Linked DNA regions of Mus musculus: region 1 is linked to region 2. The links are chromatin loops, found by intact Hi-C in ENCODE. Cell type or tissue: gastrocnemius. All regions are shown on one strand. Links, peaks and the distances in the headings refer to the core of each region. The heading gives the core; the rest is flanking DNA.

Evidence for each region. A loop is a pair of places that touch in the nucleus more often than their neighbours do. Peaks named below come from ENCODE experiments on the same cell type or tissue, not always from the same donor. Only the 100,000 strongest peaks of a DNase experiment are listed, where the experiment ranks them.
Region 1: it touches region 2 in a loop (8-fold over the local background); 2 of 42 quality-filtered maps call a loop at or near these places.

The regions. Positions count from the first base shown.
Region 1 is chr2:3,633,873-3,640,057 of GRCm38, forward strand. The region is part of intron 1 of LOC108168726; the gene reads left to right. Among named protein-coding and RNA genes, the nearest start is that of Fam107b, 76 kb to the right of the region's middle. In gastrocnemius, for the core only: no CTCF peak of the experiment used is centred there; a DNase peak (open chromatin) is centred at 3,089.
Region 2 is chr2:3,572,029-3,579,987 of GRCm38, forward strand. The region is part of intron 1 of LOC108168726; the gene reads left to right. Among named protein-coding and RNA genes, the nearest start is that of Cdnf, 63 kb to the left of the region's middle. In gastrocnemius, for the core only: no CTCF peak of the experiment used is centred there; DNase peaks (open chromatin) are centred at 3,303 and 4,450.

The DNA of each region.
Region 1 (6,185 bases), core at 1-5,000, 61 kb after region 2:
CGTCTCCACTTCCTAGGCTGGCATTTATATGGTGGGTTCTGGGGACCTGAGCAGCAATCCCTGCGTTTTGACCAGCGAGTCATTGCCTCAGAACACATACTTTTTAAAAATTGACTTTCCTCTGAGGTCATCACTAGTTCCTTTCCCTGCATCCAGTCAGATATAGACGCTCAGTTGCCTTCAGGCTTCTGTAAGGGACTGAGCCTCCATTCCATATTTCTTGAGTCTTGAAAGTTATGAGGCCCCGGCATAGTCTCACAAGAGACAGCTACATCTGGGTCCTTTTGATAAAATCTTGCTAGTGTATGCAATGGTGTCAGCGTTTGGATGCTGATTATGGGGTGGATCCATTGGACACGCAAACTTTATATGCCCCAGTACAGGGGAACGCCAGGGCCAAAAGGGGGGAGTGGGTGGGTAGGGGAGTGGGGCTGGGTGGGTATGGGGGACTTTTGGTATAGCACTGGAAATGTAAATGAGCTAAATACCTAATTTAAAATGGAAAAAAAAAACAAGAACAAAAAAAAAAAAAAGAAAGTTATGAGGAACGGGGCCAGGTGCTCTTTCAACCCCCAAAGTGCCCTAGACAATGCCAGTCTTAAGACACCTTCACTATGACAACAACACTCTTAAGTTCCATGAATTGCCCCAAATAAAATAATATTATTATAGTAATGGTTTAGTTTCAAAGACTAGTCTTTCTTCTGGGATTTTTCCTCAGCAGCTGATTTTTTTTTTCTTCTGCATTGCGTTTGACTTCAGTCAGTGATTTCCCTGCATCAAAGTGATCTTTATTGTTTTCTTTAATATTTATTATTGTTGTCTTAGTTATGGTTTCATTGCTGTGAACAGATACCATGACCAAGGCAACTCTTACAAAGAACAACATTTAACTGGGACTGGCTTACAGTTTCAGAGATTCAGTCCATTATCATCATGGCAGTGTGCAGGCAGACATGGTTCTAGAGGAGCTGAGAGTTCTTAATCTGTAGGCAGCAGAAGAGACACTGGATGTAGCTTGGGCTTATATATGAGACCACAAAGTCTGCCTCCACAGTGACACACTTCCTCCAACAAGGTCATATTAACTTCAATAAGACCACAGCTCCTAATAGTGCCACTCCCTATGAGCCAAGCATTTAAACACAAAAATCTGTGGGGGTCAAACCTATTCAAACCACCACAATTGTTATTTTTTAAATTAGTATGCAGCTTGTTGAGGTGCTATAAGCCTTTCATCCCAGCACATGGGTAACAGAGGCAAGCAGATTTCTGTGAGTTCCAGGCCAGCCAAGGCTATGGAGCAAGACCTTGTCTTAAACAACAAAAATAGCATACAAAGTAACAGGTTTTATTATAATAGTTCATACATATAGCTTTCCTTTGTGTGTGCAAATGCATGTATGGCTATGAGTATGTGTGAACACGTGTGTATACATGCATGTGGTAGCCAGGGGTTGGTTTTGGGTCGTTCTCTATCACTTTCCACACTTTTTTACCAGACAGGGTCTCTTGCTGAATCTCTCCCAGATTTGGCTAGGCTGGTTGGTCTGCAAGCCAGATGGGTTCTCTCATCTGTAGCATCCTGGTACTGTGGCTAAAGGTGCACACCAGTGCCTGCCATTCTCACCTGCCTTCTGGGAGACTGAACTCAAGTCCTTAGGCTTGAGTGGTGAGCACTTTACTGTCTGAGCATCTCTTCAGTCTCATACCTTGTTTTTGTTGATTCACACCCACACTGGTCTCCTCCTCAGAAGCCTCTGTTCTGCTTCATGACATACCATGTCTGTAACCTCTCCCTCACCCCTGCAACCCTCTTAAGACCTCTTTTCCATCTCTCAGAATCCGCTTTATAGTTTCATAACCTATTGCCTTACTTACATACACACAATACATACATACTCATACATACACACCCATACACACACATACACACATATACACTCACATGTACACAACATACACACATGTACACACATACACTCACATGTACACAACATACACACATGTACACACACATTCATATGTACACACATATACACACGTATTCATATGTCCACATACATTTACATGTATATACACATATTCATATGTACACACACACACTCACATGTACACACACACACACACACACACACACACACACACACACCATGAATTAAAGTCACTGGTCCACTTGTGAATGTAATATTTGGTTTCTGGGCCTGAATTACTTTTATAATGATTTTCAGTTCCATCTCTGTGTTTGTTTGTTCACTCATTAAGGTGATCCCATTATCCTTTTACTTACAGGAAAAAGTACCCTAATCCAGACCCAACACTGTTGCCAGACAAATCTTCAGGATGGGCAACTTTTAGTCCCTCTAGAGGCTTACACAACTTCACGAATTAAGTAAATGTTTGCATCATGGCTATCAGATACTCCACAATATACACAAGAGTTAATTTATGTGTCTCCTCCTCAGGACTAAGGGATGCCAGGGTTGCTGGTAAAGCTGTCTCTGGGCATGCTATGAGGGCATTTTCTTGTTTAGTTAAGCCATCACAATAAAGCTCTCTCTGTATGTCAGTCTGTGAGAATATTAACTGGTGAGTTTCTCTGGACAACACACATGCAGTATGGGTCAGACTATTCCCCCATGCCTCCTCTAAGACCAGTGCCCATTGCTTAGTGTTTACACAGGGTGCCACACATCCCTAGCTTTCTCTCACACTCCCCTTTAGTGTTCAGTGCACCTTGCACCTCCTGCTTCTGTCTGCTCACAGTGGTCCCAGCTTCCATGGCTTCACTACAGCTCTTTCCTGCCATTACGAGCCATGAAGATTTTCTCATCTCCCAGGCAGCTAAGCTATACCTTTCTCTGACACTCCACAGCCTGTGACATAAGCTAATGCATCTTTATGGTGACCACACGCATGCTTTGTAGTTCAAATTGTATGTGTCTGTCTTGGCCTCGAAGACATGACACTCTCCAGCCTAGTTTCCTGAGAACTGACGCTCTGCATGGTGTAGACACAACAAGCCAGCAAGGATACAAGAGAGCGAGCACATGCTGGAGATCAGACAGGCCTGGAGCTGGTATTATTAGTCCCATGCTGACAATTGGCAGGGCTGGAGCAGGCATCAACATCCAGTCTTGCACACTCTTGCTTCATTGAGGCCGCTATAGTTATGATTTAGAACATTGCCCAAAGACCTGTGAGTTCAAGCCTTGGTCCTAGCTTGTTACTTGTGAAATGTGGTAGAACCTTTGAGAGGTGAGGTCTAGGGGGAGGTTTTCTAACTGTTGGAGACATACCCCTGAAGGGGGTAGTAGGACCATAGCTCCTTAATTCTCTGTCCTGAGGTAAATAGAACTATGGGCTTCTCCTATGATAAACTGCCTTGTGCAATGCCCCTCAAGCCCCAAGAAATGAGGCAAGTCATAGACTGAAATATCTAAAACTGTGGGCCACATGAAACCTTTAATCTTTATAAGTGGATGATCTCAGGCATTTGTTACAGTGAGAGAACACAGACTAACACAGGTCCTAACACATGCAAGGAGAGAATAAGACATGTGTGGCAGCATTTTCCTCAAGGGATGCTACGTGGCTCAGTGTAGCTCATGTGAAATAAAATGAGATGACTTTTCAAACAGTACAGCACAACACATGTATGCATGTAAACCTATGATAGTTTAACCTGAGTGTTTATAAGTGATTGTTTAAAAAAATCTCAAGAACACAGGTATTCTAAAAATCCTTTCTTGTTTACCTTGGCTCTACTCACAATTTTTAGCATCATTTATTTTCCTTTTACCTAATTAAGAATTCTTTCTCTCTCTCTCTCTCTCTCTCTCTCTCTCTCTCTCTCTCTCTCTCTCTCTCTCTCTCTTTCTCTTCTTATCCTCCTCCTCCTCCTCCTTTTTAATTAGGTAAATTTTCTGACTGCCCTGGAACACACTAAGTAGCCTTGGCTGACTGGCCAGTGAGCCCCAGGGCTCCTCCTGTCCAAGCATCCCCAGCACTGGGACTATAAAGGTGTGCCTCACCCAGCTTTGTTCAAGCTCAGTTCATGCTTATGAAGCAAGCCCATGGAGCCATCTCTCAGTGCTAAAATTTATCGAAACAATTTTAAGGTTTGCTTAAATGTACAACAAAATTTTCAAGAGACAGAGGCCAACTGGTGAACAGAATTCCACTTGCTAGAAAGAAGGTTTGGGTCACCAAGCCACTACTGGGCTTCCTTGGAGTAGAGATTTCTTTAAAACTGCAGAGGACCATGGCAAAATTGACTGCTTCACTCTGACTTTTGTATGGCTCTCTAGAGCCCTGAGTGATCTCTTGCATGGAATGATCTTTTGAGGTGATTTTTAGCTCTAAAATCTATAACTCTGTAAACTACTTCATTTGTTATTGTTCATAAAAGTCACTGGCCGCATACTCTATTCTCACTTGGCATATAAAGTATCTGAGAAGTTAATTGAATAGTCTAGACTCATGTAGCAAGATGACATTCACTCTGAAACCAGCCTTGGGCTGCCCTGATACTTAGTTATATAGTTTTGGGTAGTGGTAAAAATGTCCAGGGTGGCAAAGGTCAAAGGCCAAGGTGCTGAGATGCCTCACTATCATAGTAAGGCATTTCTGGAATCTCAGGTGCTTGCTGACCAGGTTCTTACTGGGAGAAAGGAAGCTAAATCTGTGATCTAACCAAGGCTATGCAGCATTCTGCAGGTAGAGGGTATGGGAGTTTCGCACTCCCCAGACAAGGTCAGAGAAGGAAAAGCCCTGCTAGTAAAGGGAGTCTGCCATTTTGCACTAAGCCCAGGGCTTTGGGGTAATGTCAGACTTTGGCCTTAGTTAGCAAGGTGCTGGTACTTAGCTCTCATGAGCTGCAGATGAGGAGGTGTCCCTCAGTATCCCTAAGTGCTTTGCTCTTAACTCTGCACCACATCTTCTCATGCTGTGACTGTTTTCCTTCTGAAGGGGCTCTTGGAAGACAGGACCATGTACCAGGTCCTCATACTAGTTCAGTAGCAAGTGTGGCGTTGGTATCATATCACTGCTTATTGCTTGAATGACGTTTCCCTGGAGACAAAAGGTTGACAGTAGATTATAATAAAATCCTCTCTGGATTAAAGTTCAGAATTTGTTCAGGGACACTGATGGGTTTGAACATCTGGAGCATGTTAGCCATGGTGGTGGGAAGCATCAAACCAGCAGGAAGGTGTGGGTGGAGAGGGTGATCAGGCTAGGGGGAGATGCCTTCAGAAAGGAAACTTCATCTGATTCATTATAAAAGAACCCTGGACACTCCTAAACCCATACTCAAATTCACTGTAAGCTCTCACGAAAGAGAAACTGAGACAAAAGGCTTGTGTCCTGTTAGGAAGATCTGAGGCAATGCCAGAATGGGCTGAACTATCAAAATCTCATTCTGGGGCTTGTTGCCTATTGGTGTGTGTTTGTGTGTTGAGTGTGTATGTTTGTTTGTGTGCGAGAGAGAGAGAGAGAGAGAGAGAGAGAGAGAGAGAGAGAGAGAGAGAGAGGGGAGGAGGTGGAAAGGGGATGGGAACAGGGGGACAAGGACAGGGATGGTGACTGAGATGGAGATGAAAAGGGAGAGAGGGGCACACCTCCATCTTCATTGTCTAGAAATGGCTCTGTCAAGTTCTACCCAGGAAAAAGAACTGGACACAGCAACACAGATGGAAAGAGCACAAACTAGAAAACAGGACCTCTTGGACATACTTTTCAGTCATGTTTCCCCTCTCCTCACATAACACCACTGGCTTCTCGATAAGTTTCTCAAGGCTCTCCATGCTCTTGGCATTGTCTGGATGCTTAGGCTAGCCCTCAAACAGTACATATTGCCTGAGCGATCATTGTGTGTTGAGTGACAGATATTCTGTCCATTGTGCTGATTTCGGGGTTTCTGCTCAGGAATTTCTGAGTTCTCCCAACGCCATCAGATAGATACTGACCTTCATGGCCTTTCCAAACTAGAGTTCTCGGCATGTGTCTCATGCTTCTTCCACGGATTTGATCTGGAGATATATCCCACAAGGTTCCAGAGCCATGGTTACCCTCATTTTTGTTATGGAGAAGTGAAGCCTAAGAAAGAACAGGTTTGGTCAGGCTCACTCAGCCATGTTGGAGGGGAAATGTGGCTCTTCTGCCTCTCAGTCTCCTCTGTGTGA
Region 2 (7,959 bases), core at 1,343-6,342:
GTTTGTTTGTTTGTTTGTTTGTTTGTTTGTTTGTTTGATTTGCTTACTTGGACTAAGTCTTTTTAGCAATAAAAACTACAACTTGCCTGATAGCAAAGATAGAGTTAAGACATAATTTAAAACATAGTTCAGTTTGGCAGTCTGTAGCAATGGTTCTCAGCTTTCCTAATGCTGTGCCCTCTTAGTACAGTTCCTCACGGTGTGGTGACCCCAACCATAATATTATTTTCACTGCTACTTCATAACTGAAATTTTTCTACTAGTATGAATTGTAATGTAAATGTGTTTTCTGATGGTCTTAGATTACCCCTGTGAAAGGGTCATTTGACCTTGAAAAGCGATTGTGACCCACAGGTTAGAACCACTGGTCTACAACACTCTGTTAAGTGAGTGTATTTAATATAGCACTATGCTAAGTGCTCTAGGAGCATAGCTCAGTGGCAGGGCATTTGCTTAGCATGCACCAGAACCTGGATTCCATCCCTAGAACTGCCAGGGAATGAAACTTTATTGTTTGAATTCTGGTATTCTGAAATTGATCAGAAGATTTCACCAAACCCTGTCTTAATAGCATTAATTTTTTTTTTGTTAGTATTGTTAAGTCGACCCTCAAACAAGCAATAAAACCCAATATACTTGTTTAGTTTTCCGTGCATATCCATGTATAAATTGAGATATTTTTAGCGAATCTGAGTACACATCATGGCCAAGTTCATATAAGCTACATGGCCAAAAGATGAATCTACATTACCTTGATGAGGCTAGAAGCATACATTCTGTCAAGGAGGGAGGGCAGCAAGCCAGCCTCCACCCTCCACTGCTGAGCTTAGGAGCAATGAGAAGGGCTTGGTCTGATTTTCTGTTTTAATGGTTCCTGTGACACAAGGGACCAGTGTAACACAGTGGGAGTCCCAGGAATCAACCTTGGGTCATCAGGGTTAGTAGCAAGTAGCAAGTCCCTTCACTTACCTAGGCATCTTGCCTGCTCCAGCCTTAGTTGTTAAAACATAAGGGAAGGACCGTGTGATTAAGGAGTCATGTGACCAAGACTACAGACCACCCATAGACATTCAATACCGCCTAGGAATAGGTATATCAGAGTGATTGAAAACGAGGCTGTAAGTTGGAGAAGCGCCCGGAAAGATCCAAAGGCCCACAGAGGAGCATCTGGGATGCTACAGGGAGATGTGCAGCAGCAGGAGCTTTGGGGATTTTGTGCAGAACTATGTCGTGGACAGGGCTATGATTCTGGGGCGGGCTAGAGTTGAGAAGCTGGTTCAGTACCTCGGTTCTGGGTCAGTCATAAAAGGACGAGTAGGGGATGCTACAGGCAGAAGTAGATGCAGCCGCTGACCTTGGGAAGGCTGAAAGCAAATGAAATTAAGGGGCAGAGAGTGTGCAAAGAGGAGGCGAGTGGGCTTCTGTTGTGGTTCCAAAGCCCAGGGCTCACCTGCACAGAGCACCTACCTTCTGCCAGCCTTTCTCAACGCATTAAACGGAGGCTCTCGTCTAACCCTAGAGACGGTCCCAAGTCCACAGAGGGAGGAAATGACAGACTCAGGGTTAGAGTCGAGTTCTCCCCAACTCCCAAGTCCACCCTTGGAAATAGAAGGTGCTTCTATTCCTGATGCTTGAGACTTAGAACCAGATAGTCCTATACGAGGTCATTTCCTTTTCAAGTCAATTAGAGCTCCACATAACGCATATATGGAGTGTATTTATAAAACTGTGCAGCACATGGAAATGTAGCAGCTGGGCTAGATAGCCTTGGGTTCAATCCCCAGCACCGTAATGTATATTTATAAATGCATATATGTGTATGATTATAATTATTAGTTTAAAAAATAATTTGCATAACTTTTTTTTCTGCCACAGTGGCAGGCGTGTATCACCATGGAAAGAGATATTTTTCATTTTTTGTCAGAGACAAAGCTTTGCTGATGGCCGTGGGGGAACTTCTGATTAAAAGTGCCAGCAGCTTCTTTGTGACCTGGCACGTCTTCAGCGACGTGTTCCCCTAGGTGGATGGTGAATGAGCTAGCTTTCCTACAGCCTTGCCCGGTGGCTCATGTACTTCCCCTTTAGGTGTACTGATCCTCTTTCTGGAAGCTGCTTTGTTAGCAACCATAAATAATACTTACACTCTTTCTGAAGTTCAGCTTCAGAGCAACCTGAAATGAAGACAGACACCCCTGGGGTGTCTTTCGTTACCCTGGTGATCAGAAGGGAAGGAGGATCATTTCAATCTGACACAGACTCTAGTCTGAGTGGAAAGCTGAAAGTCATAAATATATAAACTAAGTTGAGGCAAAAGCATTTATCTGGGTTGCAGAAAGGCATATGCTTGTCTAGCGAAAAGGTGCTTGTTGCTCAAGGCTGACAGCCTGAGTTTATCCCCTACATTATACACACAGCACACAAGCATAAACCATTTTTTTTAATTTAAAAAGTTATCTGACCACTGGACATGGTTGGTTGTCTATGCCTTAAATCCCAGCACTCGGGAGGCAAAGGCAGGTGGATCTCTGTGAGTTCCAGGCCAGCCTGGTCTCCAAAGTGGGTTCCAGGACAGCTAATGAAGGCAGCTACACAGAGAAACCCTGTCTCAAAACCAAAAATAAAAACCCAAAACTTAACCAACCAATCAAAAAACAAAAAAATGAAAGAAAAAGAAAAGTTATCTGAAAACTATAAGTGATATTAACTAGACTTCAACTCTTCTTCCCCCTCCTCTTCCTTCTTTTTTGAACTAGTGTCTCACTATGTAGATCTGGCTTAGAGTTCACTATGTAGACCAGAATGGCTTTGAACTCATGGAGATCTCTCTGCCTTTACCTCTGCCTCCCAAGTACTGGAATTAAAGGCATGCACTACCATGCTTGGTTTCAACATCTTTTGTGTGTGTCCCTTTCCTGTTTCATGCTTGAAATCAAGGTAAAAAGCTTACAATTGGAACATGTTGTAGAGTTGGGAGTCATGATGTTCCATTAGTGGTTGTCTGTCTCACAGGTGAAGCCTCTCATAATTGGTGGAATCACAGACAGATCATGGAGTGAGGAAATGCTTCTGTTTATTGCTTTAGCTGAACGTTGCTGAGATGTCCCTCTGTGGAAACTCAGCACTGGCCCTAGGACCTGCAGATGAATGGACAACCCCTTAAATTGTTTGCATTCTAGAGGGAGAGACAGATGTAGAAGCTGGCAATATCAGCAGAGCATGAGAAGGCTAAGGTCTGGAGGCCTTACAAACTCAGGAGGGGCCTTGGGAAGATTGGGAGATAGGGCAGCTGGTAGAAGATTGACAGACAGGTTTCCACCCCACACTGCATCCTTCCCATATGGCAGGGAGTGCTTTATCCTGCGTCATCTTGGCACTGTAGACAGAATAAGAAAAGAAAGGCTGCAAGTGGCTAAGGTCTTTAGAGTACTTTTCATGTTTGAGAGAGTATATAGCAATGTTTTTTTTTTTAAAATCTAGTTCTCCATGTGTGTGTGTGGGGGGGGTGGGGTGGGGGGTGGTGAACCAGTCTGACACAGAAGAGGGAATAATTGTGGCTAGGAAATCATGCCTTCGTGTATTGAAACTAAAAAAAGTCAATGATATAAAAATGCAGGATAATAGGGTCCACCTTAGAATGACCATGGCATTTTGGAACAAGCTTGTTTTGCAGTCAGACATAGAACAGCAACCAAGCCAGGCCTGCAGTCTCACAATGGCCCAAGGAAGGATGCCGAGACTTGGGCAGTCATCGTTTCTCAGGGCATAGACCTTGGCTTTGCTGCCTTTGAGACAGCTATCTTCCTTTGTCCTCTTTATCCAAAACACAGTCTTGATAAAAGTTTTGAAGAGCCAAGTGTGTAAGTTAGAATGTCTGTCTCATCATAGACTCTGGGAATTAATTGTCAGAGTTGGACAGACCAAGCCAGATGCTCTCTATTAAAACATTATAAGTAGGGACCAGGGGAATGCCTTAGTAAAGTGGTGGCTGCTTCAGCATGAAGAGTTGAGCTTAATTCACAGGCATGGTGGTGCTCACAGACATGGTGGTGCTCACAGGAGTGGTGGTGCTCACAGGCGTGGTGGTGCTCACAGGCATGGTGGTGCTCACAGACATGGTGGTGCTCACTTATAATCCCAGTGATGGAAAGGGAGAGACAGGTGGGTCCCTGGGGTTAGTGTGGTCATCATGTTCCAGGCTAGTGAGAGAGCCTGTCTCAAAAAGCAAAGTAGATGCCTTGGGATGACGCCTGAGGTTTGCTTCTGGCTTTCACATACATGTTCTCACACATGTGTATGCTCTCATATATACATACATACACACCAGCATTCACGTGTGCACCCACATGTGCAGAAACACACACACACCACACATAAAGATCAGGTTGGCATGTGGGCATGTCAGCAGAGCATTTTCTTTCTGCTAATTGAAGTAGGTGGGGGGGCTCAGCCCACTCTGGGCAGTGAACCTGGGCTGTAGCAAAGATAGCTGAATGTGGGCCAGGAAACAAGCCAGCAAGTGATGTTTTCCACAGTCTCTGCTTCACTTCCTGCCTCCAGGTCCCTGACTTGAGTTATTGCCCTGAATTTCCTCAGTGATAAACTGTTACATGGAACTGTAAGCTGAAGCACACCCTTTCCTCCCCTAGTTGCTTTTTTGTTAGAGTCTTTTTATCTTAGTAACAAAATCCAACAAAGGCAGTGCCATTGGGAGAAACTCTGTTAGGCTACATATTGCTTTTTTTTTTTTTTTTTTTGTACAAACTAATTTGCTTGCATTCTTTTTAGAATGAGAACTGCATCTTTTTCTAATGGGTCTAAAGAACCTTAAGCTAGCTATAAAAGCGAGTGCGCTGTCAGGGATGCTTCCTGCTGAACATATGATTTGATGTGATCTTTAATAAACGTCCCAGTTCACACACTGAGTCATGACAGCATTTTAAATATATGTATATGCCATGGTGACTTCTTATCTGCCTTCCTTCCCCAGCTCTTCTATGTCATTCCTGCTGGGTTCTTTCTCTCTTCCTGAACCACACCCTCTTCTGCTTACATGTTACATATACTTCTTCGCTCCATTTCTATTTCTTTCCTCCCTTTCTCTTTGTTTAGTTAACTAAATGTTTTATTAACTAATTTTGAGTTTCTTACAATGTATTTTGATCATATTTATCCCCAAGTTTTCCTCTACCTCCAACTGAGATCCACCCTCATTTCTTCTGGATTTCATGTACTACTATATAAAAATTTATCAACTCTGATTTGTGTTGTCTTTGTATTTCTGTGCCCCTGTGGGGCACAGGCCATGTGGTATCTCCCATGAGCCACTCCCTTAACAAACTACTTTCTTTTCTCCACACCATGAATTGTACACAGCTTCTCAGATGGGAAGGTGGGGTGGTGAGGCTTATGAAGCCCTTGACACTCCATACTAGAATGCTGACAAGCTTGATCTTGCACAGGTTGTGGCCAGGCAGCCTCAGGTGCTGTGAGTTCGTGAGTGTAGTGGTCCTTCCTGCTTTCTCTTCTCTCCTCTTTCCTTAAAGCCTCTGCTTTCCCTACCTCACCCCTATTTCTACTTTCATAACACACACACACACACATGCACATACATGCACACACATGCACACACATGCATACTTAAAACTAAGAGCCTGAATGTGAGGGAAAACATATAGTATTTGTCTTTGTGAATCTTATTTTGCTTAATACAATGATCTCCAGTTCCATCTGCATTGCTGCAAAGGTCATGATTTTGTTCCTTCTCATGACTGATAAAACCCCAATGTGTGCATGTCCACCATGCTTTTTTATCTACTCATCCACTGATGGACATTTCAGCTGCTTCCTTTTGCTAGTGATCATGAATTTTCAGTGTGGCAATAAACACAAATGTCTGTGTGCTATGTTGATTTAGTGACTTTCAGACAGTATATCCAGAAATATTGCAGTTGGGTCATATGGTAGTCTTGCTTTTAGTTTTCTAAGGAATCTGCACAGTAGTTTCATCCGACATCCTCTTTTATCTACATCCTGGCCAGCATTACCATTTGTTTTCAGGATAGCCATCTGGACTGGGGTGAGATGGATGCTCAAAGCAACTTCAGTGTGCATTTCTGTGGTGGTTAAGGGTGTCAAGCACTTTTTCAAGTACTTATTTTTCATTTGTGTTTCTTCTTTTGAAAACTGTCTCTTCAGCTCATTGGCTAATTTGTTGATTGGAACTTAATTTTTATGATTATTTATATATTCTAGGTATGAACTCTCCTGACATATTGTTTGAATCGAAAGCAAATTAGAAACTCACACAATCACTGTAAGTTGTCTAGTTTCATTTTATGTACTGAGCAAGACAACCATCTTTCACTTCCTCAGACACAGAAGATGTTTGAACGAGATAGAGCAGGTCCCATCCCGTTCCATTTAAGCACTGGTAATTTTTCATGCCAGGCATCTCCTTTCAAAAGCTGTTGAGCATAGCATGGGCTTGTGCACGAAACACCTATACACTCAGTCAGGAATTTTCTAAGTCAGATATTCAGTTGAATGCCAACTGGAAAAAAAGAGAAACAGCTCCTTGGCTCCTCTCAGGATGAAGTAAAATGAATGGTCCTCATAAAACCGTGAAATTTACACTGCACAGCTTTGGCTCTTGGAAATCTTCCATAGAAGACTCCAGAGGCCAGCAAATCTGCAGAACTCTCAGACCCTGTAGAGCTGAAGGGAATGCACACTTCAAACCAGGAAAGAAGGCACACGTGTATGATTTAATAAAAACTGAAAGCGCTGCTTTCAAGCAAGGTTACCGCTGCTTAACAACTCAGTTTAAAATAATACCCATTCCAACCAAGATTGGCATGTCAGAGGGAGAGAGGTATAGAGGAAGAGGTTTTCCCATGTTTGAGTAGCACCTATTTCCAGTTATACAGTGAGAATCTAGTATCTCTTTGTGACTCATTAGTACTCTTTCTTCATTATTTTTTAAAGACAGGATCTTGTGTAGCCCCATGCTGGTCTTGAACTCCTATCTTAGCCAAGGATGACCTTGAACTCCCGATTCGCCTTCCTGCACCTCTATGGTACTAAGCTCTCAGCTTTGTGCTTCCAGACCAGGTTTATGAGCTATTGGGCACTGGCCTTCATGCATGCTGGGAAAGTACTCTGACAACTGAGCCATGTCCTTGACGTACTCTAACCCCAACTTTTACAGAGTAAGTATAAGTTTTATAGGCAATGCTCTTGACCATCTAACCAAAGGAGATTGTAATTGACAAGACTCTGACCCAAGAATATCTGCATCTGTTTAGCTGGCATTCCTGTCTTCTTCATTATATAACCTGGGGTCATGCATGCTTCAGCTGAAACCCTCTTTGTTCCACCACCACACTTGCTGAATATGCTGGAAACTTGAACATGTCTTATGCTCCAGGAGCCACAGGGGGCAGCTGAATGAATGTGCTGTATCCATCATGGGAAACTGGAGAGGATTTTTTCCAGCTAAGGACTCTGTTAACCTGATCTGAACTGTTGTTCATTTTCCACTCGCTGCTCTTCCTTTCCAAAGAAAATATAACTTGTTGACTTAACGCTTTTTCCAATATGCTCTCAATGCAGTTGGTTTTGTAATTCTGCACCAGGGGAAGTGAGAGGCTGGAAAGAGGAGGCAGTTAGAGGAAGGGAAGCCTCCACCAGAGCCACTAAGGCTGAGACAGGAGGTGTGGACAGTCTCATTCTGAAAATCCAGTATGTGTCTACCATGTTTAGTTAAATGGAGAATGACAGTTCAGTTGGAACCTAAGCCACAGGTGTTATTTGATTGTCTGTTGTAAGGAGAAATTCCTCTTTAGATGCTGCCTGCCTGGGGGGAAAATCAGGCCATGTAACTTAAAGTTTCAAATCTTGGGCTGAGGATATAGGTCAGTTGGTATAGTGATAACCTTGCAAGCACGAGGACTTGAGTTC